7 separate regions of the Mus musculus genome follow, and all the other regions are linked to region 7. Evidence: chromatin loops called from intact Hi-C (ENCODE). Cell type or tissue: left cerebral cortex. All regions are shown on one strand. Region 1 overlaps Pard3 (par-3 family cell polarity regulator). Region 2 holds the start of Nrp1 (neuropilin 1). Region 3 overlaps Pard3 (par-3 family cell polarity regulator). Region 4 overlaps Pard3 (par-3 family cell polarity regulator). Region 5 overlaps Nrp1 (neuropilin 1). Region 6 overlaps Pard3 (par-3 family cell polarity regulator). Region 7 holds the start of Gm32643 (a long non-coding RNA gene).

Evidence for each region. Hi-C counts contacts between places; a loop is a spot of excess contacts. Peaks named below come from ENCODE experiments on the same cell type or tissue, not always from the same donor. Only the 100,000 strongest peaks of a DNase experiment are listed, where the experiment ranks them.
Region 1: a loop joins it to region 7, with 12 times the contacts of the local background. A loop is called at or near these places in 18 of 42 quality-filtered maps.
Region 2: it touches region 7 in a loop (5-fold over the local background); 18 of 42 quality-filtered maps call a loop at or near these places.
Region 3: it touches region 7 in a loop (2.1-fold over the local background); 2 of 42 quality-filtered maps call a loop at or near these places.
Region 4: a loop joins it to region 7, with 3 times the contacts of the local background. A loop is called at or near these places in 13 of 42 quality-filtered maps.
Region 5: a loop joins it to region 7, with 4 times the contacts of the local background. A loop is called at or near these places in 21 of 42 quality-filtered maps.
Region 6: it touches region 7 in a loop (4-fold over the local background); 12 of 42 quality-filtered maps call a loop at or near these places.

Annotation. Positions count from the first base shown.
Region 1 is chr8:127,189,645-127,193,644 of GRCm38, forward strand. All of the region lies in intron 2 of Pard3 (par-3 family cell polarity regulator), which reads left to right. Among named protein-coding and RNA genes, the nearest start is that of Pard3, 130 kb to the left of the region's middle. In left cerebral cortex, CTCF peaks have their summits at 883 (motif pointing right) and 1,874 (motif pointing right); DNase peaks (open chromatin) are centred at 910 and 1,921.
Region 2 is chr8:128,356,308-128,360,307 of GRCm38, forward strand. It overlaps Nrp1 (neuropilin 1), which reads left to right and starts at 2,766. Exons shown (of 17, transcript NM_008737.2): 1 at 2,766-3,325. The coding sequence starts at 3,253. A930035F09Rik (a long non-coding RNA gene) reads right to left here and starts at 1,930. Exons shown (of 3, transcript XR_879381.3): 1 at 1,074-1,930. Mir1903 (microRNA 1903) reads left to right here and starts at 2,934; the gene lies at 2,934-3,013. In left cerebral cortex, CTCF peaks have their summits at 978, 1,900 and 3,287; DNase peaks (open chromatin) are centred at 18, 1,012, 1,811, 2,196 and 3 more places; H3K4me3 peaks cover 3,722 bases; H3K27ac peaks cover 3,691 bases.
Region 3 is chr8:127,607,316-127,611,315 of GRCm38, forward strand. It overlaps Pard3 (par-3 family cell polarity regulator), which reads left to right. Exons shown (of 25, transcript NM_001309391.1): 25 at 3,117-4,000. The coding sequence ends at 3,459. Among named protein-coding and RNA genes, the nearest start is that of Gm32478, 21 kb to the right of the region's middle. In left cerebral cortex, no CTCF peak of the experiment used is centred here; DNase peaks (open chromatin) are centred at 1,470, 1,711, 2,276 and 3,019.
Region 4 is chr8:127,329,862-127,333,861 of GRCm38, forward strand. All of the region lies in intron 5 of Pard3 (par-3 family cell polarity regulator), which reads left to right. Among named protein-coding and RNA genes, the nearest start is that of Gm9909, 120 kb to the right of the region's middle. In left cerebral cortex, a CTCF peak has its summit at 2,063 (motif pointing right); DNase peaks (open chromatin) are centred at 1,099 and 2,077.
Region 5 is chr8:128,361,757-128,365,756 of GRCm38, forward strand. Nrp1 (neuropilin 1) reads left to right here. Exons shown (of 17, transcript NM_008737.2): 2 at 1,463-1,637. Among named protein-coding and RNA genes, the nearest start is that of Mir1903, 4.5 kb to the left of the region's middle. In left cerebral cortex, a CTCF peak has its summit at 1,676 (motif pointing left); DNase peaks (open chromatin) are centred at 872 and 1,666; H3K4me3 peaks cover 2,109 bases.
Region 6 is chr8:127,587,111-127,591,110 of GRCm38, forward strand. The region is part of intron 22 of Pard3 (par-3 family cell polarity regulator); the gene reads left to right. Among named protein-coding and RNA genes, the nearest start is that of Gm32478, 41 kb to the right of the region's middle. In left cerebral cortex, CTCF peaks have their summits at 1,414 (motif pointing left) and 2,371 (motif pointing right); DNase peaks (open chromatin) are centred at 1,379, 2,377 and 3,803.
Region 7 is chr8:128,490,171-128,494,170 of GRCm38, forward strand. It overlaps Nrp1 (neuropilin 1), which reads left to right. Exons shown (of 17, transcript NM_008737.2): 13 at 2,857-2,994. It overlaps Gm32643 (a long non-coding RNA gene), which reads right to left and starts at 2,815. Exons shown (of 7, transcript XR_003947627.1): 1 at 1-2,815. In left cerebral cortex, a CTCF peak has its summit at 1,747 (motif pointing left); a DNase peak (open chromatin) is centred at 1,736.

The sequences.
Region 1 (4,000 bases), 1.3 Mb before region 7:
AGAGCACAGAGGCCTTGTAGAAGATCTTTTGAGGATCCTTGTGTTCAGCCTGTGTAGCACTTTGCCTGTAGTCTCTGCATCTTGAAATGAACAGGTTTGCTCAGTTCCCTGGGATCCTCAACACCTGCTGGCACCTGCTTGCTTGTGTGTGATTTCTATACAAGAGGATTGTTAGAATGTACGTCTGCTCCTTAAAGAGAATTGTGAGAGTGTTTGTGGAGGGAATATCACAGCCTGTTGTCTTTTGTTTATATATGTGGTATGTGATGCCCATTGGAGGCAAACCATGTGCTTGATGCATTATTATTTATGTCCTTAAAATCCCCCATAGCAGCGCTCCTTTTTTGAGTGGTCAGGGTGAGGGAAGCTTGAATGTGGTTTTCACTGCCTCAGGTGTGGTCCCTTTTCTACTCTATTAGGAACAAGGTTTCTAGTGTGTGTGTTTTCTGTGTTTTGTTAAAGGAGTGGCACTCATAACACACACCCATTCCGGAGGCATGCTTCTGGCAGAATCTTCATCTATCTTCAGGCCTGGCCATTTTTAGTTCCAAAGATAAGAATTCCAGAGCAGAGAGAATCTGAGATATTATGCTAATGGTGTTCCGATCCTAGGTGTGGTTATAAACAGTCTTCAAAATGACTCAAGTCATGCATCTTTCCTGCTGCTCAGAACTGTGAAAGAAACCTTTATAAAGCATGTATATGGTAACAAGGGAAAGGATGTCTTTGGATGGTTCATAACTGATTTCTGAATCAAAGATAAACATCCTTAGAGCTCAGCTTCACACATGATTTTGTGGCTGTTGCCCGGAGGGAAGTGGCTGGGCAGTTTTGTGGTTTACCTGGAGATGGAAGTCCTTTGTTTTGCTGTTGGGGCATTTCCTTCATGATCCAGAAGAGGTCGCTGTATGCCTGTAGTTGAAGGCTATTGCTGGATGATAAGTGACCCACGTCTGCATACTTTCGGGACGGAGCTGGTCTGTTTTGTGAAGATAGATTTTATTTTAAGATGTTGTCATAGAGGTTTCTGTAAGTGTTCAAACAGCATTGTGAGGCGTCTTTGGAGAACCCAGGTTCCCGCTGCCTGCCTGTTCTGACTAGAAGAGACTGCTTCGAAAGCCCCTTGATACCTACCCTACTTGGTTCCTCCCCTACAGACTTGATTTGACTTTTACGAAGGAAATCTTGCCAGTGTGAACCTATGGGTTAATTTTGATTTTTGATGTGTAACCTCCAAAAGCAACTCAGGCTTGTTAAGTTTTATTTATTTCAGAAAATTTAGATATTTCTTTACGTGCTCTGAATCCTGGAGAAATGGCTGCTGTACCACCTCCTCTTTTTGCAGACAGGCTCTCGCTGTTTTTCCCACTTTGGCCTGAGATGTGCTGTGTTGGAGCCCAGGCTGGCCTTGAACTCGTGATCTTCCTACTCAGCCTCTCAAGGTGGGAGTTTGTGCCACTGTTGTGTGAATATGGCTGCATCTTAGAGCACACATCCTAGCTAGAGGGTCCACTCTCTCCCTGCCCACCCTCCACTGTGTCTTAGGAAGCATCACTCTGTCCTCATCACCTTAACAAATGTTACGTTCTGTAGACCTGCCCTTGCTAGTGTTCTCTTTTCTTAAAGCTGCAATTAATTTGTGTATATGTTTATACACGTGTGTGCTTGCTGATTTTACTCTGGATTTTTCTTACGTGGAGGTTTTGAAAGTGAGTAGACAGGTCTGTAGTGACATGCCAGCAGAGTTGTTTTATACCAATCGAATAACAGGGTACTACTAAATCTTTAGAGGTGATCTCTTCATCATTTCCCCCCATTCTGTTTAGCCTTTTCTCCTGGTCCTCCCCCCTTTCTGCTCTGCTTTGAGTTACCACTAGAGGGCAGCGCAACAACACATCATTCTGTGAGAGCCTCCTTGTTTCTCAGTTGGCAGGTGTGAGGGACACTTTTGAGAACAAAGCACATTATTACTGAACACCTAAAACCCAGTGGCAAAGCAGCACAGTGAATTCAAACACACGATATGGAAAATTCCCAGCATTCCCGTGGCAGGGCTCTGGGGTAAGGCTTCACACACAGGGCCACTTGCAATCAAGAATGACACTTGTGGGTGGAACGAGCCTTAATGCTAGTGGGTACTGTCATTGTACAACTTCAAAATGCGTGTCAGGCCTTTGATAGTGATGGTTTTTTTTTTTTTTTTTTACTTCGTTTTAAAATCCACCCTTTGACTTGTTTCAAGATGTCAAGATAGGAAGAGTTAGCCAAGAAAAAGCCTGTGCATAGCTGGCTTCATCTTTGCCTTAGAAAAGAATGAGAAAGGAATTCAAATAAAAGATATGTCGATTAATTTATGGGTCTCGTGAGAAGCCGTGCTCACGGAGCCCTGTCCAGCAGGGTTGTTTTACTTACCGTTCTCTGGAGACAAAGCAGTCACAAAATGAGGCCACTTACTATGTAAGCCATTGTAGCTCTCTGCAAAGCACATGGGCACACTTTTAAGGTTATTTTGTATCAGTGGTGTGGAGCTTGCTTTGCCCACACCCTTGGTTTTCAGTACCATTATTCCCTCCTTACTTCCTCTATTGCTACATTTAGGGTTTTGAATGCTTAGCTTAGTAAGCAGTTGTCTCTATGTTGGTTTCTATGTTGGATGACAATAGAATTACTTTGTTCTTCCTGATTTTCACATATGACCGACTTTCCTCTGACTGCTGTGGACTCCTGTCTTGCACCTGTGTCCTGGGTTCTCCGCCACAGCACTGGGATCGCACCTGGTCCTGCTTCTACTTGTAGATCCTCCAGCACGCAGGCGAATTAACACAGACAAAGCCCATTATGAGGCAAACCATTTATTCTACTAATTGGTTGGCAATATTCATTTTAATGGGACCTGGCATGTTAACTTCAGCTGTGCTGACTGACTGACTGAGAGGCAGTGCGGGCCCGTTTGACCTTCAGTTGTCAGGCTCCTCCATGTCCAGTGGCTGCCCCGGTTAACTTATACTTATGGACTCTCACCACTGGCCCTCACAGACTGGGTGATGATATTTGGAAGACAGCCGCCAGCGCTGACTGAGAACTAGAACACTGTTGTGGTGGAGCTCAGCTGGGAGTTAGCGTGAGGCTGGGAGGTGGTGTTTGTGAGAGGCTTGCACAGGGTGGAAAGGAGAAGATGAAGTAGAGGTGTGTGTGGGAGAGGAGTAAGAGAATCCTTTTGTTCACTATAGGCTTACTCTTTACTAGAGCTCATCCTAACAGATTAAAAAGGCTCTTGATTCTCGTGAAGGCGGGTTGCGGCTTCTTTTAGTCTGTGAGGCTCTGAGTGTCTGTGGGGATGCAGACAAGTCTCCAGGTGATGAGTTGTTTCTGTCTACAGCCATGCCCTGTTCAGGAAAGAACACATTTGCCTCGAACGATCCTGTGCTTATCACTAAACAGTCATTTGTGGACCTTGTGACTACCCTCAGGAGTTTCCACTCCTGTGGGACCCGCACAGTCTTAATTTATTATTACAGGAGTTCATGGTGGTGGAGAGAAACTAGAAAAAAATATGTAAAGTGTTAAGTAAGTAGAGTGCCCTGAGCCACACCCATGAAGGGAAGAGACCATGTTTTGTTTGTTTGTTTTGTTTTTTTAACTTTGCTTTGTTTTGTTTTGTTTTGTTTTTTGTTTTGCATTTGTTTGGCGTTTGCTTCTCCATCCATCTACAATCTTCTGCACCCACATGAGCATTTTAAGCACACTGACCTGCAGATAGCTTCTTGCTAGATAGTGCTATTCTCTGCTATGTCTCAGATGTGTTTCTGTATCAGTGAATAGAGACCAATTCTTCTCAACAGTCTTAGTAATTAGTGAATAAGTACAGACCTCATTACTTGGTAATTCGTGGGTCATTTCTTACAACCCCCACTCTCCCGTTTCCGTTGTTGCTTTCAGGTTGTTTCCAGGGCTTATGTCATCCCATGATTTGGAGCCACCGTTGTCCCTTACCAGTTCT
Region 2 (4,000 bases), 130 kb before region 7:
CCCTGTCTCCTAGGCAGATCTGTGATATCAAGAAGAGGGATATGTGCACGAGACCAAAATAAAATCAAACTAGGAATACTGCCAAATTCTTCCTCTGTCTCACACTTGCTCTCCTATAAAGCCACTCTGTTTCCCTGGGTGGAGAAGTACAGGTATCTAAAATGGCCTGTCTCTCTTGATGGGATCCTATGGCACAGGAAAAGGTTGTTAACCAGAACGGTTAGCAGTATACCTACGCACTAGCTGGCAATTATTTATTAGAGTGGCTTGGCTCCATTTCTCAGACCCACTGTGGAAAAGAAAAAGTGTCTAGGAAAGCCTCAGTTCTGGAAAATGAGAAACAATAGCTTTAAGTATGTTTCCCCTAAAGTACACACAGGGCATGCCTTACAACCGAGAAAAGCTATCAAGAGAACTTAGGGGCTGAGCCAGAAAACTAGGAGTCTTTCACTGGTTCCCCAAGCTTCTTGTTTCTGGGTATGGGGAACTGTCCCTTCCAGGGCGCACCAGTTGATCACTCAAGTGTCCTAAGTGTGCCCCTTATCTCACCCGACCCAGGGCAGATTGGTTAAATACAGGCTTCAGCTTCGCCTGGGCTAGCCAGGCAAAGGGGTTCCTCTTCGGAAAGAGACAAGGATCTGGATCTCCACAATTTTGGCCTGGTTTCCCTCTTATGTCGACTCGCCAAGTCCGGCGAGGCGCCTGTCCGTTGGACTCCAGGACTAGGGTGGCGCGGGGTCACCCTGAATCTAAGGCTTGCCCAACATAGTTGGAATTGGCAAGGATGCGCCCGATGCCTGGCGCAGGGAGGCGGGGACACGCGCTCCGTGTGGCACATCGCCAGGGCTGCCGCCCCCCCCCCCCCCCCCCCCCCGCCGCCGCCACTCTCGTTCCCCTAGCTTTACCCTGGGCGCGGCTATCGCCTAGACCTTGCCTGCAGAGGGCCAACGGCCTCACGACTGCCCCTTCCGCTCGACTCAGGCGTTTGACTCCCGGCCTTCTGGCACGCCCAACCAACCCACCCGGAGTTCCAAAGGGTCGGAGAACCAAAGAGGAAGCTAGGGGCGACTAACCGGGGGCGCTCCGGGGCTGGCTCTCTGCACGCAGGGTTGGCGCTGCGGTGGGGCAGGGAGGGAGAGGCTGCGTTGGAGGCGGGGCTGGTAACCAGGGCCGGAAAGAAGGCTGGACTCTGGAGCCAGTGGGTCCTGCGCGGGAGCCCAGGAGGGAGATCCGCACAACGGACAAGCCTCAATTCAGCGCCCAGCCCAGACATCCAACGCAGAGTCCTGGCCTAGGGCACCAGTGTCCTGAGCGATCTTTCTCCCTGAATGACCCTAGTTTTTCAGCCAAAACCTTTGACCAGAGTCTCCTTGCCAGCATTCCCAAATCTTTGCAACCCCTTGTACCAGGTAGGAGTCAGTCTCTGTGGTGGCAGTATGTCTATAAATGCCACTTCCCAGAAGGCGTATGACCTTTTCACCTTACCCACCAGCTCCTTCGGAGGTCATTGAGCCCGGTATATGTACTTGATCAGAAGCCTCAACCAGTTTATGTCCCTGGGTGTCCTTGCTATTCATAAACCAAAGCCACCTGCTGCAGTTCTCGGAAAGCCCTCGAGGATGGAACCGGACTACATGGGGGAGGGGAGGCACTGGGCAGACACCAGGGACGCACCTCGTAAGTGGGTGGCGTATGAGGCTGGAGGATCAGTAGACACAATTGCCTGTAATCTAAACCTGGCACTAGGAGACCCTTGCAAAGATCATCCTGTCACCCTCACAAGGGGTCGTTGCCAGTCTTATCCTTCCCTCGGTGTGCACAGAAATGGGTCCCTCGACCCCTGATTCAGATTCTTGGAGTTCTACGTGGCTGGTCTGCGACTGTTGGCGGCTGCCCCCTAGCTGAAAGGCGCGCCACCATCCATCCTCCGAGCTCATGTAACCCCAAAGAAGAGGGGACCAAATCTCGGGGAACAATGCAGCCTGAAGCGTCAGGGGTGGGGATGGGGGTATCAGGTACCCATCCTCGCCTTTATGCACGGCGAGGAGACCTTGTTCCGCTGCAGCCAGGGTCCGTGCTCTAAGAAAGTCTGCCTATGCTTTACGTGGCAGACTGGGTCACAGTTCTCTAAGATCAACAGCGTGTCTCGCAGAACAACCAAGGCGTTCTTCTTTTAGTCTAAGTCCTACTCGGAGCGTCCTGGAGCGCCCGACTGCTTCCTGCCCCAAACCTCAGGCTGACACCCAGGAAGTGAAAGCGGGGACTGACAGCGCGATCCACGCCTCCGGGGGCGCCGGTACCTAGGGATTAGGAGTTCCGTGAAGTAGCAGCTAACCCCGGTCTCTCGGAACTCCTTGACTCCAGGATCCTCGCCTACACGAGCAGCCTAGTTCAGTTCTGGGGTGCAGAGATCTCGTCAAGGTAGACTAGCCTGCCACTGGGGCTGGTACCACTTGTACTGCCCCTTCTGACACACATACGTGACCTTGCGCTCTGGGCGCAGACAACCTGCTCCCTAGTGACCTTCTTCCCGCGGAGAGCACAGCAGGGTACCCGGAGGTGGGGTGGAGGGGGGAGCCCAGAGGACCAACCGGGAAAGCACGCGGAGAGAAACTTGTGTCTCTGAATCTCCAGCCAGGCAATCACTGGCAGAGCTGTGCGGGGAGGGGGCGGGAGGAAGGGAGGGAAGGGCTCTGGGAGGGAGGGGGAGGTCGGAGAGAGAGGCGGGTGCCAGTGGAGAAAGTCCTTGCTCTCCCGCTCATCTTTTCATTGCTCTCTCTCCTTCCCGCAGACAACCCGGACCTCCTCTGGGCGCCAGCTCCTCGGCTCCAACCCGTCCAGAATCAAGCGGGATTTTTTTTTTCTTTCCCTCTAGAAATTGGCTTTGGTGTGTCGCCCGCCCTCTCCCCTCCTCCTCGCAACTCCTCCCCTCTTTTTTTTCCTCCTTCTTCTTCTTCCTGAGACATGGCCCGGGCAGTGGCTCCTGGAAGAGGAACAAGTGTGGGAAAAGGGAGAGGAAATCGGAGCTAAATGACAGGATGCAGGCGACTTGAGACACAAAAAGAAAAGCGCTTCTCGCGAATTCAGGCATTGCCTCGCCGCTAGCCTTCCCCGCCAAGACCCGCTGAGGATTTTCTGGTTCTTAGGCGGACTTAAGAGCGTTTCGGATTGTTAAGATTATCGTTTGCTGGTTTTTCGTCCGCGCAATCGTGTTCTCCTGCGGCTGCCTGGGGACTGGCTTGGCGAAGGAGGATGGAGAGGGGGCTGCCGTTGCTGTGCGCCACGCTCGCCCTTGCCCTCGCCCTGGCGGGCGCTTTCCGCAGCGGTAAGTGACAGCCGGAGACGGGAGCAACCAGAGTGCCCGGGGCTGCCGAGTCCCCTCGGGCGAAGGGGTTCCAGCCCCAGCCACGGGACTTCCAGCCCCAGCCACGGGACGCGCGCACGGCTGCCGGGCGCAGGAAACTTGCCTGCGCAAGGAACGGAGAAGTCAGGGCGTCTGGGGCAGGAGGACCACAAACCCTCGGCCCCCTGCTCCAGTTGGTTGCTGGCTTCTCCTGCCTCTGTTTCGAGACAGAGCTGCCTACCTTCCCAGATCAGCACACCAATTATCTTAATAATGTTTCCTCCCAGAGGCAATTAAATGAGACTCCCTTTCAAAAATCTGATGGCTGCTGAGAGTTAATGAACACTTCACCGGGAGGACTTCCTGGTTCTCCTCAAAACACCCCTGCTCGGTTTCCTCTGGTGGGCGACACAGAGAGATAGCGGTCAGTCTTGGCGCTGGAACTCTCCGCTGCCTTTGTAAACCGTCTGTGATCAGTCTGAAGTATGAATGAAAGTCGCACTGTCAATAAAGGCTTTGGATCTATTCAGTGTGAGGTACCAGCGTGTCTGAGAATTCGTAACCCTGTTGCAGCTTCCAGTTGGCTTTTAAAACCACTCACTGTTAAGTAAATGAAAGGCAGTCCTGGGTATAAACAGTGCCTTGGAACATAAAGAG
Region 3 (4,000 bases), 880 kb before region 7:
TTCCCCTCTCTCTCCTTTTGCCTCCTTTCTTTTTCCTCTCTCCCCCTTTACCCCCTGTCATGTGTACAAGTAGGCACATGTTTATGTGTGTGCACTGGTGCACAGGCACATGTGTGTCCATGTCTATGGAGGCCAAAGGACAATCTCAGCTAATATTGGTCAGGCATCAGTTTTACTTCCTGAGACAAATGTCTCTCACTGGACCTAGAGATCATTGGTTAAGCTAGGATGGCTGGCCAGTGAGCCTCAAAGATCCTCCTGTCTCTAAGCACTGGGATTACAAATATGAACAGTCACATGTGGCTTTATACATAGGTTCTGGGAGATTTAACTCAGGTCTTCATGCTTGCAGAGTGAACACTTTGCCACTGAGCCATTTCCTCAGCCTTCGAAACAGGAAACACTGTCTGCCTCCTTTTCTTCCTTTCTTGCATTGGCTCATTGCTAATTCTTTCTTAATGAAGAACGTATGGACACCAATAGCTTCCTCACCAAAGAAAGTAAGAGAGGGGTGTGTGTGTGTGTATATATGTGTGTATGTATGTATATGAGAGTGAGTGTATGTGCGTGTATGTGAGAGAGTGTATGAGAGTATGTATGTGTATGAGAGTGAGTGTATATGATTGTGTGTATGAGAGTATGTATGTGTATGTGAGAGTGTATATGAGAGCATGTGTATTTGTGTGCATTGTGTATATATGAGAGTATGGGTGTGAGAGTGAGTATATGAGAACATGTGTGTGTATGTGTTCATATTCCCCATACCCTATTTCAAACCTCAGGAATTTCTTGCTTTATTTTGTGCTCACGTACTCATTAATCTGAAGCAAACTTGAGCTACAAAACAAGTTTCTCCTCCTACAGCATCTTCCCCTCCATCCCCAACAAACCACAGTGAATTTTCACAAATTTCAATGCAGAAAGAACCTGCATTCCTAGGGTGCCTGAAGCTTATCTTTCTATGCAGAGATCATGCAGGGTCAGGGAGGAAGGTAGCGAGCTTTAGTATCAGGAAGTCATGGATGAAGAGATGACATTTGTCACATCCCAGGCTTCACACTGACATTATCCATCTGTCACATCTCTGGTATGATTAGTCTACGATTTTTTTAAGTGAAGACAGTCAGTGCTTTAGGCAGAGGACCTTACTCTGTCCCATCTGAGGATTCTGCTGTGGCTCCCATGAGTAGAGCCAGGTGGGAGCCTCTGTTCTTCTCAATGGATCACAGAGCCGGTAGTGACAGTGAGAGTTTAGTTCCATCTGCAATGTCTTCCCATCTATAATTTCAGCCATGTAGAAAATGGGTGGGTTCTACCCTGGACCATTTTGCCAGCATTCCAGAATATTCGAATACTGCTCTCTCTGTTCCTATGGGAGACATAGTGGCCTCCCACGATCTCCTCATGAATGTGCAGTGTTGTGTGTGCTGATGCAGGAGGCTGATGCCAGCAGGCTCCACCTACTGCCGCCAGACGATTTTCTTGTTGATAAATGGAGCAATAATACATTTTCTTTATGACTGTCATCTCTCCTCCCCCTTCTGTTTTCAAGGAGGAAAAATAGGGCATGTCTTCCTTCCTGGCACAAAATTGTTCGGCTTTATCAAAGGCAATCTTATTGCAAATTCATAGAAGTATCTAGAGCCTTGATAGTAAATTAAAGATGTTTCAGAATTGTGTTTCCTGAAAACTGCAGCCAGCCCCTTTAAGAAGTAGTAGGAGGTGAAGTTTCTGTGCAGCCCCTTGCAGAAGTAGTAGGAGGTGAAGTTTCTGTGCAGCTTGCGTTTGCCTCTCTATCTTGGGGTGATAGGAAGTGAATTATATAAGCTGAGATGTGGGAAAAAATAGTGTTTCTAGACAGGAACTTGGGCAACCCTGACCTGTGTCAGTTACTAATATACAGGATTCCAGAGAGCCAAGCTGAAGATTGTAGGAACCTCCTGTTGCATCACTTTGTTTTGTTAATGATTTTGTTGTTGTTTTGAGACAGTCTCTTGTCACTCAGGCTGGTCTTGAACTTTACTATATAGTCGAGGATGACCTTGAACTTCTGAACCACCTGCCTCGGCTTCACAGACTCTGGAGTTATAGGCATGCAGTACAACCCCGGTTTATGTGGTTCTGGGGATGGAGCCCAGGCCTCCTGCATGCTAGGCCAGTGCTTCTGCAGCTGAGCTGGCCCAGCTCTCTGCCTGCTGTCCTTTCATTTTTGTCTGAGCTCGTACTGTAGTCTATCACATGAGCTGCCTTGTGACAGAGCGATGTCCCAGTCTTTGGAAGATGAAAGCGAGCAGCACGCACCATTTTCTAACATCCTGGCAGCAGCTAGATACACTGCTCGTGTGGGTAGCTTAGACCTGAACAATAACGCTGAAGTGAGCAGCGGTTAGTGCAAAGCTAGATGCTGCTGATACACATGTGTCTGTGCCCACACTGCAGGGGACCTGGTTGCCCTGAGCCAAACAGAGGGCACCTCAAGCTAGGAGGAGCACCTGTTCCTAAATATCTACTGAATCTGCTTCTGTCTTTTGTTCAGTTAGCACTGGTCACTTAGCTGAAACTTGGGACTGGCTGAGGATAATTAAGGTTTTTTTGTTTTGTTTTGTTCTGTTTGTTTTGTTGTGGTGTGGCTGCATGTTCAGTGTAGGTGCATCTGTGTGAGTACCCATGCATGGGTGTGCACGTGAAACCAGAGGGCACCCTCGAGTGTCATTCCTCAAGAACTATCTACCTTGGGTTTTTGTTTTGTTTGTTTGTTTGTTTGTTGTTTTTTAGGTAGGGTTTCTTGATGGTCTGGAGTTTGCCAAATAGGCTAGACAAGCCGTTCAGCAAGCCCTGTGGATCTTCTTGTCTCTCCTCCCTAGTGCTGGAATGTGTGCTATCTCATTCAGCTATTTGCATGGGTACTGTGGATCGAACTTAGATCATTATGCTTGGGCAACAACATGCTTTAGCAGCCCAGGTATTGGTATCTTCCCAAGCTCTGATAGTCAATTTTGAGAGCTCTAGCCCCTCACCATGATACCTGGTGGGTGCTCAGGTCATGATGATATTTGCTAAAGCCTGGAGATTCATCTCTCTCTCATCCCTGACTGACTTCTTTGCTTTATTGCTAGACAAAGCAGGAAGAATGCCAGCTCCATATCACAGGATTCCTGGGAACAGAACTACGCCCCTGGTGAAGGCTTCCAGAGTGCCAAGGAGAACCCCAGGTATTCCAGTTACCAGGGCTCAAGGAACGGCTATCTAGGCGGGCACGGCTTTAATGCCAGGGTCATGCTGGAGACCCAGGAGCTTCTCCGACAGGAACAGAGGCGGAAAGAGCAGCAGCTGAAGAAGCAGCCTCCAGCTGATGGAGTCAGAGGGCCCTTCCGGCAAGATGTGCCCCCTTCTCCATCTCAGGTGGCTAGGCTGAACAGACTGCAGACACCGGAGAAAGGGCGGCCCTTCTACTCCTGAGCTCAAAGAAGGATGGCAGCATTTTGTGTCATGCAATAAAGGACATTTACCCATGAAGACTTGTGCTGTTGGAGTTTTTTAAAAAAAAAAAAAACCTTCGGTGGTACTCCAGAACACTTCTGTTGCTGGTATCAGTGCCTTTAAGCAGCATGAGCAAAGAAATGGAAGGCCTTAATGTCTTTGCCACTGCGTCTATCTCGTGGAAGGACCCCCACCACCCCCTGACCCCAATATCAAGTTCAAGGCATCAACTACCTGCTTCTCTGCAGTACCGGAAACTTCAGCTCCATGCCTAAGATGCCTACGGACTTCACAGCTTCATCTTAGAGAGTGAACCCCCCCACCCGAGGCTGCAGATGTTGCTGACGCCCGCTCCCCCCGGAAGTGACTGCGGTGTGCACCAGAACTTTGCAGCAGGGTTACCCCTGTTCTCCCACTCGATCTGGGGTTCCCTTTATTTCCTCAGATCCTCGGAGCATGAAGGCTCTAGAGTGGTAGTGAAGAAACTAAGCCATACGCCAGTGCCGTTTGGTTGTGAGGG
Region 4 (4,000 bases), 1.2 Mb before region 7:
GAGAGAAGTGTGGTTATTTTTACTACATCCAGCTGAAGAGATTGGTGGGCTGGGACATTTGAATTTCTTTTCATACGGGGCAGTATTTTTTATCTTCTCTAAGCTAAGCACATACTAGTTCCTAATTTTGATGATTTAGTCTTTACAATGCTGGGTGATGGAGCAGCCCCAAAACACACACACACACATGCTTGTTTTCTTCAAGAGTTACAATTTCCAAGTTGAGAAATGAAACTGTAATGTTGATATTCATTAGTTGAGCCCTCTGGTAAACATGTTTCTTGTCCTGTCCAATGCTCTCGGTTCAAAGAAGAAACTCATTAACTGGCCCTTTGTGCTTTAACTTTTACCTAGACAGAAGTATGGTGTGATGGCACTGTCATCCCCCTTAGATGTCTTGATTTGCCTGTGGGTGCTCACTCTGCCCCTGTTCCTCTAAAGAAACAATGGCCTTTGGCGTGCCAAGGTCTTCACTTCCCTCCTGCTTGCCTTGTCAGTCATGTGGTTTCTCCCTTGCAAATCTCTTTGCTCCAGTCATTCCTTCAGTGGGTGTTTGTTCAACTGGAGCCCCCCTCCCCCCACAAGCCTTCCTCACGCAGGCTCTGCCCCTTAGAGTACAGAGGCTTGGTTCCTCTTTTGTCCCTTGACAGATCCTTCCCCTCAGGATGACATCTGTGTTTCTGCCCACCACCCTCCTCTTGGCCACGTTACCAAAGTGAGTTTGCCGTGGCTTCTCCCAGTGTCCACGTAGACACAGCCCAGACAGTCACCATGCTTTACCTATCCATAGCATCCAGAGGTAGTGAAGCTGACAACTAAGAATAGCCATCACATACATATAAATTTTATTCGAGATTTGTGCGGTTATACAATTGATACTTCTTGACAACACTGCTTGTTATATAGCACCTGCCTGTGACAGGGAAGACTGAAGACATGTTACAGAGGAAAGGCCTGAGGGCTGAAGAGAGACGGAAAGTCTGTCTGTGTGAAGCCGTGGTCCTGCTTTGAAAGTGATGGAGGACACTGCCTTTCTTATCTAAGTGTTGGCCTGTGCGCTTCCTTGGGGACAGCCTCCTAATTGAACTCGGATGTGAGAGCTAAGCAGCTTGCACCATCAGCTGCCCCTGCCGATCTCTGTGTGTCCTAATGAGCTCTGCTGATTGAGAGCTGGTCCTGTTTAATCCTGGGAGAGCCCAGGAGTCTGTCTGAGCTTTGCTGAGCTGCTGTGACCCAGTTAAGTGAGGTTCTTAAAAGGACATGGGGGGGGGGTGGGAGGAAAAATCCAAAAATGTTGATGTAAGTCCAAGACACCTGTCAATTTTGTTCTCAAGGAAACATTAAATTATTCTTCATGTCTACAACTAAGTAAATTCCCTGCTTCCTTTGCAAATGGTATTTGAACAAAATATTTGATTGTGTTGGATAATTTGTGGACATTAGAATTGGGCCTAACAGTAAGCACTCTGTAGTGAAAACATTGTGATTTTTCTGAGAGCTTTTTTTCTTTAGATCCAGGGGTTTCTTCATTCTCGCTAGACTGTAAATGTATTGTTCTATCATCTATGGCTGCGAGCTGGGAAAGTTTCACCTGTATAGGCATTTGTTTGCTTTTTTCCTCACTAGAGGGACAGTATGATTTTGTGTCCGTTTACAGAAATTGCATATACTATAAATTCTAGCACACCATCAATATGCTTGGCATAAGATTTAGACTCTTGTGATCATTTTATTTAGTCAACACCCACCCCTCCCCAAGAAACACTTCTAATTCATATAGATATTTGATATGAAAACCATGTTGTGATTTTGAAATTCTTTCCTGTCTGCCTATGCATCTGCCACATGTGTGTGGGTAGATGCATGCAGGGGTCAGAAGAGGGGATTATATCACTGGGAATGGAGTTCCAGGTGGTTATGAGTGAGCACTATTAATCACTGAGCCATTTCTCCAGACCCTTAAATTATTTTCTAATTAAAAAAAAGTTATTTAACTTTATTTAATGTGTTTGGATGTTTTCCTTGCACAAAGTTTATGTGCCATTTGCATGCAGTGCTCAACTAGGCCAGAAGAGGGCAGCAGAGTCCCTGGAACTGGAGTCCCTCCTTAGCTGTCATGTGGATCTGGGAATTGAAACCAGGTCATCCAGGAGGGCATCCAGAGCTTTTCACTGCAGAGCCATCTTTCTTCCCTTGGAGTTATTTTCTGATAGAAAGGAAATACTGTTCATTATGATATTCCACAGAAGTGTTAATTGAATTGATTCCGATGTAAAAATGATCCCACACCAATTGTTGTTGTTTTTGTTTCCTAAGTGTCCATTACACATGTAAGCTATTTGCAAGCCCTTCCTCTTCCCTGTGGAATACAGTACAACTTATGGACAGAGTAGGGCTAATACGGACACACTCTTGGTATTGCTGTTGTTTGTGGTGAGATTTCATGTATCACAGGTTGACTTCCAACTCACGGTATAGCTGACGATGACCTTGAACGTCTGCTAAAATACCAGTACCCATAACATTTTGTTATTTGTTCCCCTTTTAGTGTGTGTGTTGCATGTATATATGTATGTCTGTAAGTGATAGGTTTATTTCTCTGCTGCCAGTGAAATGAGCCAATTCAAGCCAGATTGCATCGTATTAAAGGCAGGTGTACTGGGAAGTTACTCCCTGGCAAGTTCACTGGCTCTAAGGATTGAAGCCAGGGGAGTCACCATAGGGAGAGGGGAAAGAGAGAAAGGACTTGTGTGCAGAGAGAGAAGAGGAGGAGGAGAAGGAGGAAGAAGAGAGAGAGAGAGAGAGAGAGAATATGAATCGCAAAATGTCTGAATTATATAGAGTAGCGCTTCTGGGGAAGGTCAGCCTAGACCCTGGGTGGGAAAGTTCAAGGCTGGGGCAGGGCATGCCAGGTAGGGACTGTAGGGACTGAGGGACACTAGGAGAACCTTGGAGGCCAGGTCTGCTTTGATAAAACTTGTACCTTAGTCCCTTGTCCAGGGTCTAAAACCATGCAGTATGAATGCATTTGTGTAGGTATGTGTGCACGTGTATATGGAAGTCAGAGATTGATGTTGTGTCTTCCTTTCTTGCACACTCCTACACACACACACACACACACACTTACTTTATTTTACCCAGGCAGATGCATACTCTCACTTAACCAAGAACTGTTGGATCTGACTAGTCTAGTTGGCCAATCTGTCCAATGCATGGATCCTCTGTCAGCCTCCTGAGTGCTGGAATTGCAAACAAGCCACCAGGACAGTTTGACTTTCATGTGGGTTCAGAGAATACAGCCAGAGTCTTCATGCACTTTGCCCACTGAATCATCTCCCCGGTTCCACTCTGATACTTTTTCACTTTTAAATGATCTCCTGTATCTCTGGGTGACCTCGCAGTGGCTGTGGCATCTTCTGGTCCACCATCACCTCTTAAAGGTGTTTTAAAGATGTAGGTGGATTTTTTTTTCACATATGATCAACTCATAGTTTGAAAGTTGGACATTACTCGTGGGTGTGGAAATACAAACATCTCTCCCAAAGACCCGTCTCCCTCCTTCCCACAGGAAGGCACAGTTGGAGGCCGTGTGTTCTTTCAAATGGTACCATGCCTTCAGGAGCAAGTAGAGGGTGGCTTGTCGTGTTGTTTTTTGAAATAATACCTCGTAGGTAGCTCTGGCTGGTCTTGAACTCAGAAAGATTGGCCTTTGAAACTCAGTACCATTTGAGAAATGTTAAATATTCAGAATTTGCATGCATCAAATCAGACTTTTTATGGAAGAACTTTTTCAACTTTGACTTTCGATCCTTCTTGTACTTAAATCTCAGTCATTGGACTTTCTTCTCTCTTGAATCTAGAGTTGTGCTAACTGTCCCTAAACCTTCTCCCCCTTGCTGTCTGTTTCCATATTTAAATCACATAGGCTTGACATTTTTATTCTTCTTTTTACTAGAATTGTTCTGTTTCTCTTCCCCCCCCTCCCACCTCTGCTTGTTAT
Region 5 (4,000 bases), 130 kb before region 7:
ATTAGCTGAGATTCTGAGCGTTGGTTGCAACATTAGTTCTTCTTGAAGACCTAAAGCTTTTAAAAACCAATGGGAAGCGAATCTGTAGGACCAACCCACTCCAATCTAAGAAACAGCCAGAAACATCTAGCAATTGGAGAAAACAACATAATTTATATTGTCTTCTTTTTAATTTATGGGAAATGACTTCTGTAATGCATGTAGCTTTATGCATTTTTGATGTGCACTTCATCTTTCATTTCCATTTGACCTGGTTTTCCTGTAATAAAATTCCTTAGATTTATAAATTCATGCTGAGAGCAAAGAATGCCATTCTCTTTCCACAGGGAATCTATTAGATGTAATATTAAAATCTATATATACCATTACTGGATGTTTGTGATTGATAGGCTTATACATTTCAATATTTCATACCTGTACTTCCTACATAGTTTATGCACCAAATTTTTATTGCCTAAAATTAAGCATCAATAAATGGGGTGGCATTTGCAGGCTGTGGCTCTCCTGTGCGAAACCCATAATAGAGAGTGACAGTAGCGATCTATGCTGAATTGTAAACCAGCCCAGAGTCTGGTTTATTTAGCTATTAGAGAGTCACTCCAGCATTTGAGGTTTTGTAGTGGTGGTGGTTTGTTTTTCAGTAAAGGTTGAAAACTGGAGAGCTTTTCTTTCCTGGGATGTGAAGACATAGCTCACCATCTGTGATACCCAGACCTCAGTGGCCGAGGCTTCCCCTAACATTTAGTAATTAGAATTAATGCTGTGTGGCTATTTATTTTTCTTTCTGCCCCATTGCTTTGATCTGGTCTCCAAGGCTGAACAACTTGGATAAGTAAAGCCGAGTTCTTTCTGCATCACCAGCTGCACTTTGTTCTCTGCTGATTTGAGTCTCAAAAGCAGAGATAACTCAAAATCACTTAGATTTACAGGCAGATAAAACAACAACAAAAGGAGGTTAGGCTTCAGGCCAATCAAAGTCCTGGAAGACAGTCCCCACTGGTCAATGACACTGACCAGGCTTATCATCAAAAAGCCACTTGCAAGGAGTGGCACAGCATCTTTTAGGCACCTTCCACTTAGAGCGGTTCCTTAATGTGATTACACTTCTTGGAAGATAATTAAGTCTAGCAGGAGCTCCCAGGGGGCTGTGTTAACATCAATTGAGGGGGTTTAATGTTTTTAATGCTAGAAGACCTCTTTCTTTGGAAGGAAGTTTGGGTGTGAGGGAAAAGCATCTCAGATCACAGTAGGCTTTCTGTGGATGTGGTGCTCCTGCAGATTAAAGAGTGTTCCTTAGTGGTGTGGTGTACTTTGTGTCTAGGGTCACACGGAGGGTTTATGGGGGACACTTTGGAGTTCTCTTAACTGACAGAATGTTTGCTAATTGTCAATACACATGTAAAGCTAGAAGACTCAACTGGTTGCAGGGAAGAGATCTGCTAACATGTCATTTTTGTTGCAGACAAATGTGGCGGGACCATAAAAATCGAAAACCCAGGGTACCTCACATCTCCCGGTTACCCTCATTCTTACCATCCAAGTGAGAAGTGTGAATGGCTAATCCAAGCTCCGGAACCCTACCAGAGAATCATGATCAACTTCAACCCACATTTCGATTTGGAGGACAGAGACTGCAAGTAAGTGAGGGAGTTTGAACAGGGCGCCATAGCACCATCTAGTGGTCATGAGTATCCGTGCTGAGAAAGTAAATGAGCGGGTCCGGATGAGCTCAATTGTGAGTGGTGTGGAAATGAAGTTACAAGTGGCTGAGTTCACCCAATATGTCAGGCTGTGTTTAAATGTTTGTCCTCCTTCTGTTGACACGTTTGGTTTGGGAAATCTTTTGTTAAGAAATGTGTGGTGTGTGGTTCTTTCTGGAAAGGGTTTTGAGAAAAGGCTTGTGTTTTCTTAAGTATTGTGGGTCACCAGTATACATGATCTGCAGATGGTGGAGTCGGGTGTTTTTTAAACAAATCTGTGGCGCATTTAATGATTTTTAGAAGATTTCTCATGGCTGGGGACTATAGCTCTGTGGCAGGAGCTACTCCAGCACTCTGATCTGAAAGATTGTATCGAGTTTGACATGAAAAAAGCAAGTGAATTAAAGGGTTTGTTATTATCGCTATTTTGTTTGGTTGGTTGATTGTTTGATAATTTGTTTGCAACAGGGTCTCACTATGTAGCCCCAGATGTCCTGGAACTCATTTTGTTGTTCTGGGTGGCTTTGATCTTAGAGATCCACCTGTCTCTGCCTCCCAAGTGCAGACATTTGCTAGTGTGCTGAGCTTAAGCAAGAGTTTCAAATATTAGGTTAATTGTGGACATGTTTATGAATATGACTTTTTAAAATGCATAAATGCAATGAGAATTTAGGTGTGTATCGGGTTAGAGTCAATCTGCCTTACCTGTCTGTCTCTTTCAACTTGAAGTTACTAAATATTGGTCTATGAAAAGTTTCATTATCCCAGTAACATTTTACTGTAGAGACCATCTAAATGATGCCCATACACTTTAAATGGAAATCCTGGTTGTAGATGTGGTATTTCTGCTTTTGCATTGTATGAGGTGGACTTCATAGCTCAATGCTCTCCACATCCAGGACAACCTCTTAGTGTCTTGCCCACATGATCCCATATGATTTCACTCTGAAGTACTTTAAGGGAGTTAGGTCTCCAGTTTGAGCTTGAATAGTAATCTTGATGAAGACATGGGCCAATTCTTACTTTGAACTTAGCCGTGTTGGAGACATTTTGAATGGTGAAAGCTGCTCTGTTTCATACTTTTATTCTTTTGTAGAGAACAGAGTGATATGAAAACATTCCCACATGCACAAAGGATTCAGAAATCTGTTGATTTTGTAGTGTGGTGACAACCAGATTTCCATAGTCAGGCTATCAAGATTTCTACTTTATTCAGCTTTATTCATTGTCTAGTGAATTAACAGAAACCTATAGACAGAGGATGCATCTGTGAATGATTGACATACAGGCCTGCATTCTGATTCCAGTTTATTCAAGTCCCAGCATTGGGTTGACTTTTATTTTGTCTCCCCTCCCCCCCTTTGGAAGCAGAGGACTGAACCCAGGGCTCTACCTTGGGCTAAATCCCCAACCGCTAGATTGTAGAATTAATAGTGTTCCAGTGCCTTCTAGAAAACAGGGCATTGTTTCAAATATGTTGTTGTTTGGAAGTTCTGGGGGTCAAATCTAGGGCTTCATGCATGCTAGGTAAGGGCTCCATCACTGAGCCACACCAGACTTATTAATATTCTTTGTAGTGATTATTATAGTGCTAATAGTGTAAATAACTTTGAAACTGTGTTGTTGTATATCTTTTTACATCTTGACAATCTGCTATAGGAGATATTTTCAAGAAACTCTGGCAACACATGCTTCCCTTCAAAATAAAGTATTCTTAGATTTCAATAAGCTCACATTTACCGATTTCTGACCAGGAAAGTATGACCAGGTAACTGTGTGACAGAATGAAGTCCTCTGAGTAGTCCTAGTCATCAGAGGTGGTGTGGTAACAAACATTCATCAGCCATGCTGAGGAGGAAGCAGATCAGGTCCTGGATTGGGATTTTGCTCATTTTCATGTCTCAATCGTTCCACCTGTGGACATTTTCCAACTTCTTGTGTGACATCACCTCATATACACTTGCAAAAAAAAAAAAAAAAAGGAGGAGGGGAATGTGTATACAGCAATGGTTCTGAGAGCTGGCGCATGCTGAGCCCAGGACATCATGCAGTAGAAGCTTGGGAGCAATGCTAACTGATAAACTCTATGTGTAGATAGTGCTTTTATGTCTCCTCCCCCACACAGTATGTACACTAACACATGCATACACAGGCTGCCTCAAGAAACTGATGGTGGAAAATGATGTATGGGAAACTTTACATAGTTATTTGTCATGATACAGGGTAGGATGTGACAGGAAAGGAGGACCACCTATTTTGTTCATTTCCTTCTTTAAAAAAAAAAAAAGACAATCAGGGGC
Region 6 (4,000 bases), 900 kb before region 7:
GGACGCCCTATTCTTAGGTGGTCCTGTAAGTGTACTCTCACACATCCAACAGTGATGTCTAGAAACAAATGTGGGCCCTGTCCACACTTGAGGGTGAGTTTCAGAAAAGCAGAGCACACAAGGTGAGGGCTCTGGGAGCCACTTTAAAGGGTGAGCTTCACAAATGTTTGCTGGATAATGGTCTCTGCCACAAGCCTCTGGTGATGACTGTGAATAGGACTGAGGAAAAGATGTATGTATGCTTGTTCTGAGAGGCACTGTAACGGTGTTTTCGTTGAAGGACACCTTGGGGAGAACTAAGCACAAAGCTGGCCTGGAAAGTTAGGAAACACTTCAGGGAGGTGGAATTTGATTTCCTGGTAGAATTTTGAAAGCTGAAAAGAGAGAGTGGGGGAGAAAGAACTATCGGAACAAATGTATCCCGTACCATATTTAGCTACTTTCTTCTTCAGTATCAGATATAACCATCACTGTCTCCTTTGGGGACCAGGGAAGGCTGGCCACAATCCAGTTAAACCTATTGTCCACCTTTATAATGGTGTCCACATCTTTCTTCTGTGGGCATGGCCACAGTCGCCAAGGTAGTAATGCCTACTTAACAAATGCATGGCTGGCTTGCTGTCTGTTTGAATTTGGGGTCTCTGTGTTCTACCCTTGCTTCTAGGTTTTCAGAGTTCTGTTCCATAATTAAAAATGCAAATGCCACAGTAATTTTAGTCTGTAAAGAATTCATCAGTTGCATTAAGCATTCCTTTCCCTCTGCAAACTCTCTTTGTTCCTCTAAGGAGATGGGTCCAGAATTCAAGCTCACAAGAGAGTATGACTAGGTTCAATTTGTATTGGAAGGAGAAGGTGGACTAGTAGGCTGTAAGGATGAGACCCATTTCAGATATTTGGTACACTTTAGTAGCCACCAGGCATTCCTTTTGGATACCAGAATCTGTGGATGCCCAAGTTCCTTTTATAATGTTAAAGAATATTTGCATATAAAAATCTATGAACATATATGCCCGTATACTTTAAATCCTGTCTAGGTTTGTAACACCTGACACCCATGATCCCCATGTAAATTACCAGTATGCTTAATTATGTACAGACTCAGAATAACAACAGTTTAAAAGTTACTAATGAGCTGGTGAAATGGCTCAGTTGGTAAAGGTACTTGTTGCCAAGTACCTGAGCAGTGGAAGGAAAACGTTGGTCTCTCTAGCACCAAGAGGTTGCATTCTCGCAATTTTAATGAGTCGTTTGATAAAGCCCCAAACTTCTAAAAAGTTAAGGGGGCAGAGAGATTGCAAAGAGGTTAAGCACACCGACTTTTCTTCCTGAGAACCTGGGTTCAATTCCCAGGACCCACCTGTTGTCTCAACCTTCTGTTAATTCCAGTCCCAGGAGATCTGATGCCCTCCTGTGGCCTCTGTGGGCACTGCATATACGTGATGCAGTAGTATGCCTGCCTGTCAAACATCCATACATATAAAAACACATAGTAAAAATAAACAAAAAATTAACAGCTGATCTTAACAGCTTCCTTCCCACCCCCAATATTTTCTACACATGGCCTGCTGAGCCCCAGGAATAACTCTATCTCCAAACCCACTGCATCTGTCCCTCAGGACTGCCATTCAGAGATCAAGGGGCTGCAGTTGACATGGTAGAAATAAATGACTTAGGAAAGCAAACAGAAAACAGCAGTGCAGAATATAAAGTAGTGGTAGCTACTGACTGCCAACTGCCCTCTTGTGTTTGGCTTGTCTTGGATCAAAACAATACATTAAGTCAATGGTTAAATTTAAGGTAAAATAATATTTATAATTTCTGTTTTTCTGGGCGGTGGTGGCACACACCTTTCTGGTGGTTTTGGGTTTGTTGTTGTTGTTGTTGTTTTTCTTTTAAACCTTTATAGATTTGTTGTGACTTTCCCATCATGCAGTGCAGTCCTGCTCCTCTCCCTGTCCCTTTACACACACACACACACACACACACCACCACCACCACCACCATCAACAACAACATCAACAACAAAACAAAGCATAGAAGGCGTCTCATCGTGAAAGCTGTAGTGTGTCACAGTGTTCCTCACAGTGTACCTCTCTGCCTGCACATCTTCACTTGAGAGTGTTCATTGCTTGAGATACCCGGTTTCTGTGATACTATCAATATTGGACCCTCATCAGGACTCCTCCCCAATATCCTGTTGTTTCCCTGTGTGCTGGAGATCCTGTAGATTTAGAACAGCAGGGCTGGCCTTTTCATGGGTCTCAGCCTTCCACAGATGATACAGGTTTTGAGATGGGCCAATTCAGAGTCCTGGATCTGGGCCTGGGTGGTAGTTGAGCTGGTCAGCCTGCTGGCTCTACCTTATCTTCACCACCAGGGGGAGCGCTCCAGCACTGCTCCAGCTAGAGGTGTCACACACCTTTAATCTCAGCACTCAGGAGGCAGAGGTAGGCGATTTCAGAGTTCAAGGTCAGCCTGGTCTACAGAGTGAGTTCCAGGACAGTTGGGGTTACACCGAGAAACGCTGTCTGGAAAACCAAAATCAAACAAACAAAACAAAAGAAAGGAAGGAAGGAAGGAAGGAAAGAAAGAAAGAAAGAAAGAAAGAGTGAGCTAGGAATGGATAATTCAGTTGGTAAAGTTCTTACTGTGCACACACATAGGGAACTAAGTTTGATCTCCAGCACCCATGTTAAAACAAAACAAAACACTGGCAATGATAATCCCAATATAAAGAAATAGAGACAGGCAAATTCTGGGGCTTGCTGGCCAGCCAGTCTAGTCTAGTCAGTGAGCCCCAGGTCCTAGTTAGGTTCGGTCATATAAAGTAAGTTACCTGAGGGACAACATCCAAGTTGACTTCTGCCTTCCATGTGCATCTGTACATGTATCCATAGAAACATGAGAATACACATACATACTCACACACTGAAGGTAAATTGAAGAACATTCTCTGGCCTGTTGGAACCTAGAACCCCTCCCCTACCATCTTAGAGCCTACTTGTTGAATGTCTCCTGGGCCCTGCCCTGATTGGCTCAGTCTTCATAAACAGCACACTTACCATATTCTCCTAGATGGTCATTCTCAGACCAGTAAGTGGGGACAGGGACGGTTGTGCAACCTGTGCCCTCACCCTGTATACCAAGAGTATCAAGTTAGCAGGCCTGCAGAAGCTCCTCTTACACTTAGCACAAATAAATGTGTCAGCTGTCATAAGGGAGAAACACACACGGCCCACCAGGAAGCTCCAAGCCAGGTGTCCTGTTTCTAATGACCTCCAAGTCCCACTATACCATGCATCTATGATGGGCCAGAAGTCTGTAGGACAGGACCCAGAATACAGTAGAATAAAGCCTACATCATTATTGAACTAAAGCAAATTTTCAAATAGTACACACACACACACACATGCACACACACAAGCAGTCAAGCTACAGAAACCAGTATTGCAAGAGAAACTAAGTGTTAGCATTTGGACCAAAGTTGTCTTTTGTATGTTAGTAGAGAGCATGCTAAACCCCCATCATCTGTGTACAGATCCTCATGATATGGGGTCTCTGGAAATGCAATTTCTAGACTCCTCATTAAGACTTCTTTTGTCTCAGTCATCCTTTGAATCTACTTTGGTGCTGTTTTTATTTTATTCCTCACTGGGGTTGGGAAAATAGGAAGAAAAGAAACAGACCAGTTTTAAATTGGCACAAGCCTTAATCTAGGTTGATTGGGATGTGTAGGGATTAGTCACTGTTGCTAATGAATATTTAAATCTCCTTTGGCTTTCTTGGCAAAAGAGCTCATCAGAGTTTTCAAAGCCCAGATTTGAATGATTGGCCCATCACAGCCTGGCCTGAGAAACAAGTAAGCTGGTACAATAGTTCCCTCTCTTGAAGCCAGGTCTCACCTCCACACTGCCAATGGGTTTTCCCAAAGGGCGCTTGATGGCCTTCCCGTCCTCGGAAATCATCATCATCAATCATGAAAGCATCGCAGCCCACCTTC
Region 7 (4,000 bases):
CACACACATAGAGGAGAGAAATTTATCTTGAGGATTCTGATCAATACAAGAAACTCAGCAGGAATACAATATCCATATACTGCCTAGGTTGCTGTCATTAGAGGCATAAAAGGGTATTCATGCTTGGACAGACCCCTCTGTTTAATGCAGTTCTCTTTACAAAGGACTTTGACCCTCTGAGGGTCTTTCCACATCCTCACAGCAGCTCACAGTATGTTGGTGACTTATGATTGTGTGGGCTTCCATATCCCTCTTGCTTGGACTTTAGGACCAGCTGATAACCAAGCAGTGATCATACTAGATAGGAACCTCGACTTGAAAATTAAATCCTTGCTCACATCCTGTGCTTAATGACCCAACTGCAGGCAAGATCCTTTCAGCAGCACAGCTGGCATTTGCTCACAGAGGCCATAAATTTGTTTTAAGTTCAGAATATTGTTTCCTGCTATTTTTAAGAAGGGATTTAGTCCAATTATTACTATTGAATTTAATGAGAACTGTGCACAACTCCAGGGCCTGAGTAATAATTTAAAAGCTTAGCCATCAGGGTCCCTGCATCTTCATATCTTTCCTCTACTCAACTTTCTTCTCTTCTTTCTCTGTCTTTTTCTTCTTCTTTCCTGATCCTTATGCAGCTTTTTGGCTTTTTGTTTTTTGTTTGTTTTTGGTTTTATTTGTTTGTTTTTCCCTCTACAAATGTCTGTTGATACTTTGGATGATTGGTCACCTTCATATCCAAGGTGAATTGTCAGCACTGAATTCTACAATCCAGATCCCAGCCCCACTGAAATGCATTGATTTGTTTTTTTTTTAATTTTTTGGCCATTTCTAAAATGCTAAGTTCATATGCTTTACAATGTCATCAGAATGTTAGCCAACATAATGCACAGTGTGGTTTTCTGGGCCAGAGAGCAAATTTTATGTGTAAGCAAAGTAGATGGAACCACTTATGAAGCTTTTCTGCCCTTTTGCATATCGTACAAAGCAGACTGAAGAGAAAAAAATAAAAGTCAAAAACCTCACACTTTCACATCAACATTTCCTACCATGAGGTTACACAACAGTACATTCCGGGACAAGGATGTTGACTATGCCATCTGTGAAAGTCAGTTTTGCTGCCCAAGGGCAGTAACTTCAGGAGAGATTTTTGAGCCTCATGAAGTTCCACTTCATGCTTCAATATCTTACACATGAAAACTCCCTCTCCTTTGACACTCAAGCTGTCCTTTTGCACTAGCTGACTCTGTACAAATGCTCACATCATGTGACCAACTTCTCTTTTGGAACCAACTCTTCCCACCCTTTGAGAGGTCACATTACCTCCTGATTATAAGGACTTATATCCTACTTCCTTGTGATTATTCATAGAGCGAGTTCCTTCCAAAATCTGACAGTAGCACTTGAAAAAAAAATCCTTGGAAACCAAAACATGCATAGTAAATCATTCTTATCAATTTAATAAATCTTTCTATTAAAACCCCTCACACCATTGTTCAGTGGGGGGAGGGGCACTGGAAAGCCCTTGAAGAGCAACTGAAAGGACTTGAAGAACTTCATATCAAACACTTGGGCAAGTTAAAGAAATGCTAAAAAAAAAAAAAAAAAAAAAAGACGTGGTCTCTGTCTGACCCTAAGGCAGCCCATAATAGCATGCTTTCCTTTATTGTATGCAAGTCTTTTCAAGACTCCACTTCAGTTGGACAGACACCCATGATGTGGCTCTATCCAACTCAATACTGCCATCTCGTGGACTACTAATTTCAGGCTTGATCTGCCTGGGGACTGGACAAAGATCTCATCTTTGTGATTGTATTTAGCCTCTGCTGACTCCTCCCCAAACAAAACCCTATCACTGGTTCCTTTCTTCCTTCCTTCCTTCCTTCCTTCCTTCCTTCCTTCCTTCCTTCCTTCCTTCCTTTCTTCTTTTCTTTTCCTTCTTTCTTTCTTTCTTTCTTTCTTTCTTTCTTTCTTTCTTTCTTAATACTTCTGAACTCAAGACCCTTTCAAAGAACTGAGTTGAGTAAATGAAAGGCTTTCAGGTTAAGGATCAGTAAGGTCAGACGCCTTCCCGCAAATCCATTTATGTTTTCAGCTTCCAAAAGAAACATTTGGAAGATTTTAGAAAGTGTTGCTGAAAGAGTCGATGTTTAAATGAATTTGGGCTTTATGTGACCTCAAATTGAGGTTTTAAGTGCGGCGAACAATTGATATGCAAATTCAGAAATTCACCAAAAATAAAAAGAAATAAAAAGACTTAGTCTGAAATTAATTGACCTGATGGAAAGCACAGAAGAAAGAAAATAATCTCAGCAAAATGCTTCAGTCATTCCTTCCTGACACAAAGCTTGGGCCATCAGCTGGTGTGATGAGAAGTGAGACTCAGGGCTAGGCTTCCTGCCAACTTACATCCCAGCTTCAGACACTTGTAGCTAATCTCTAGTAAGATTTCTATCATTGATGCTTATCAATTTTTATGGTTCATCTTCAATAATATTATTGTTCGTATCGACTATTGTGCAACTAGGGAAAATACTTCTGATGTTTCATACACAAGCATCTTGGAAAGTAATCTTCCTGGAAATCTCACATAAACCCAATTTGATGAGCAATCCATAATCTTTCTAAAGGTGGACCCAAAACAGAAAGAAGAATGGTAATGCTAAATGTGATTTTGTAAACATTTTTGGCATGTTCATGCATCTGTTATTTTCTTGGTAATCTTGGGTTTGGTGGATTTTCCATAGCTTTAGAACAAATATGGAATTAAAATAAATGATGCCCATGAGAGTATTAATGGCCTTCCTGATCGTTGTGATTAATTCTTCCCTTATGTCTGTCTGTCCTTCCCCACTGAAGAGTTCCCGACATACGGTTTTAACTGCGAGTTTGGCTGGGGCTCTCACAAGACATTCTGCCACTGGGAGCATGACAGCCATGCACAGCTCAGGTGGAGTGTGCTGACCAGCAAGACAGGGCCGATTCAGGACCATACAGGTAAGAGTGCCACCATGGCTCCATGCTTGGCATATCTTTGGTTACCAGGGAAGTTTCCTGAAACCTATAACTTTATGGATGACAAGAAATACCAGTAGCATTCAATGATTTTTTTTTTTCTGGAATTGTCAAGGATTCTTTCCTTAATGGAAAGAGGCTTAGGACAAGAAGAGGAATTCTGATTGAGTCTGGCTATGGGTTGGCCTTCCTAAAAAACCAAGTGAGCAAGGAATGGGGGGAGGGGGTAACATGTGAGGTCAATATTAGATATATTCAGTGAACTTACACTCATTATATTTTTCCAAACTTTTACCAAGGATAACTTGAGCCATTTTTAGTAGTAGGGAGTAAAACAGCTTAAAACCAGACATGATACGTGCTGGCAGTCCTGGCACTCAGTAGGGACAAACAGGATCAGAAGTTCAAGGTCATCTTGGCTACACACTGAGTTCCAGACCAGCATGGGCTATGTGAGGCCCTGTCTCAGAAAAGGAATAACTGCACGGTGGACACGCTATGCATAGCCACATTCGTCAGTGATATCTGCATCCTAGACTCTGCACCAATGATCACCAGGCACAGTACATTATCCTGGTGCTTCTCTGATCCCCTGAAGTAAAGGGAGAACAGTGCGGGGTAAACTCTCTTACAGGAGACATCTCTCAACCTAGCCCATATTCTCCAGCTTCCATATTCCAGCTCTCAACCTGTACTTTCCTCCTACGAAGACTTACTGGACGGGAATAAGTACACACAACTAATTCAGTGTGTTCCTTCCCAACCTGATCCTGGATTCTTTACCCTACATGAGGTTCTTACACAGACAGACTTGCTACACACACCACCACCACCACCACAGCAACAACAACAACCAACCACCACCACACTCCTGAACTTTATTCAGTAGAGGTCTATCAAAAGACCCCTAAGTTGAATAATTGGGATCCTAAAGGACCCTCAAATTCTCACATGCCATCCCAGGGGGTGGCTGGCTTATGGGATGGGT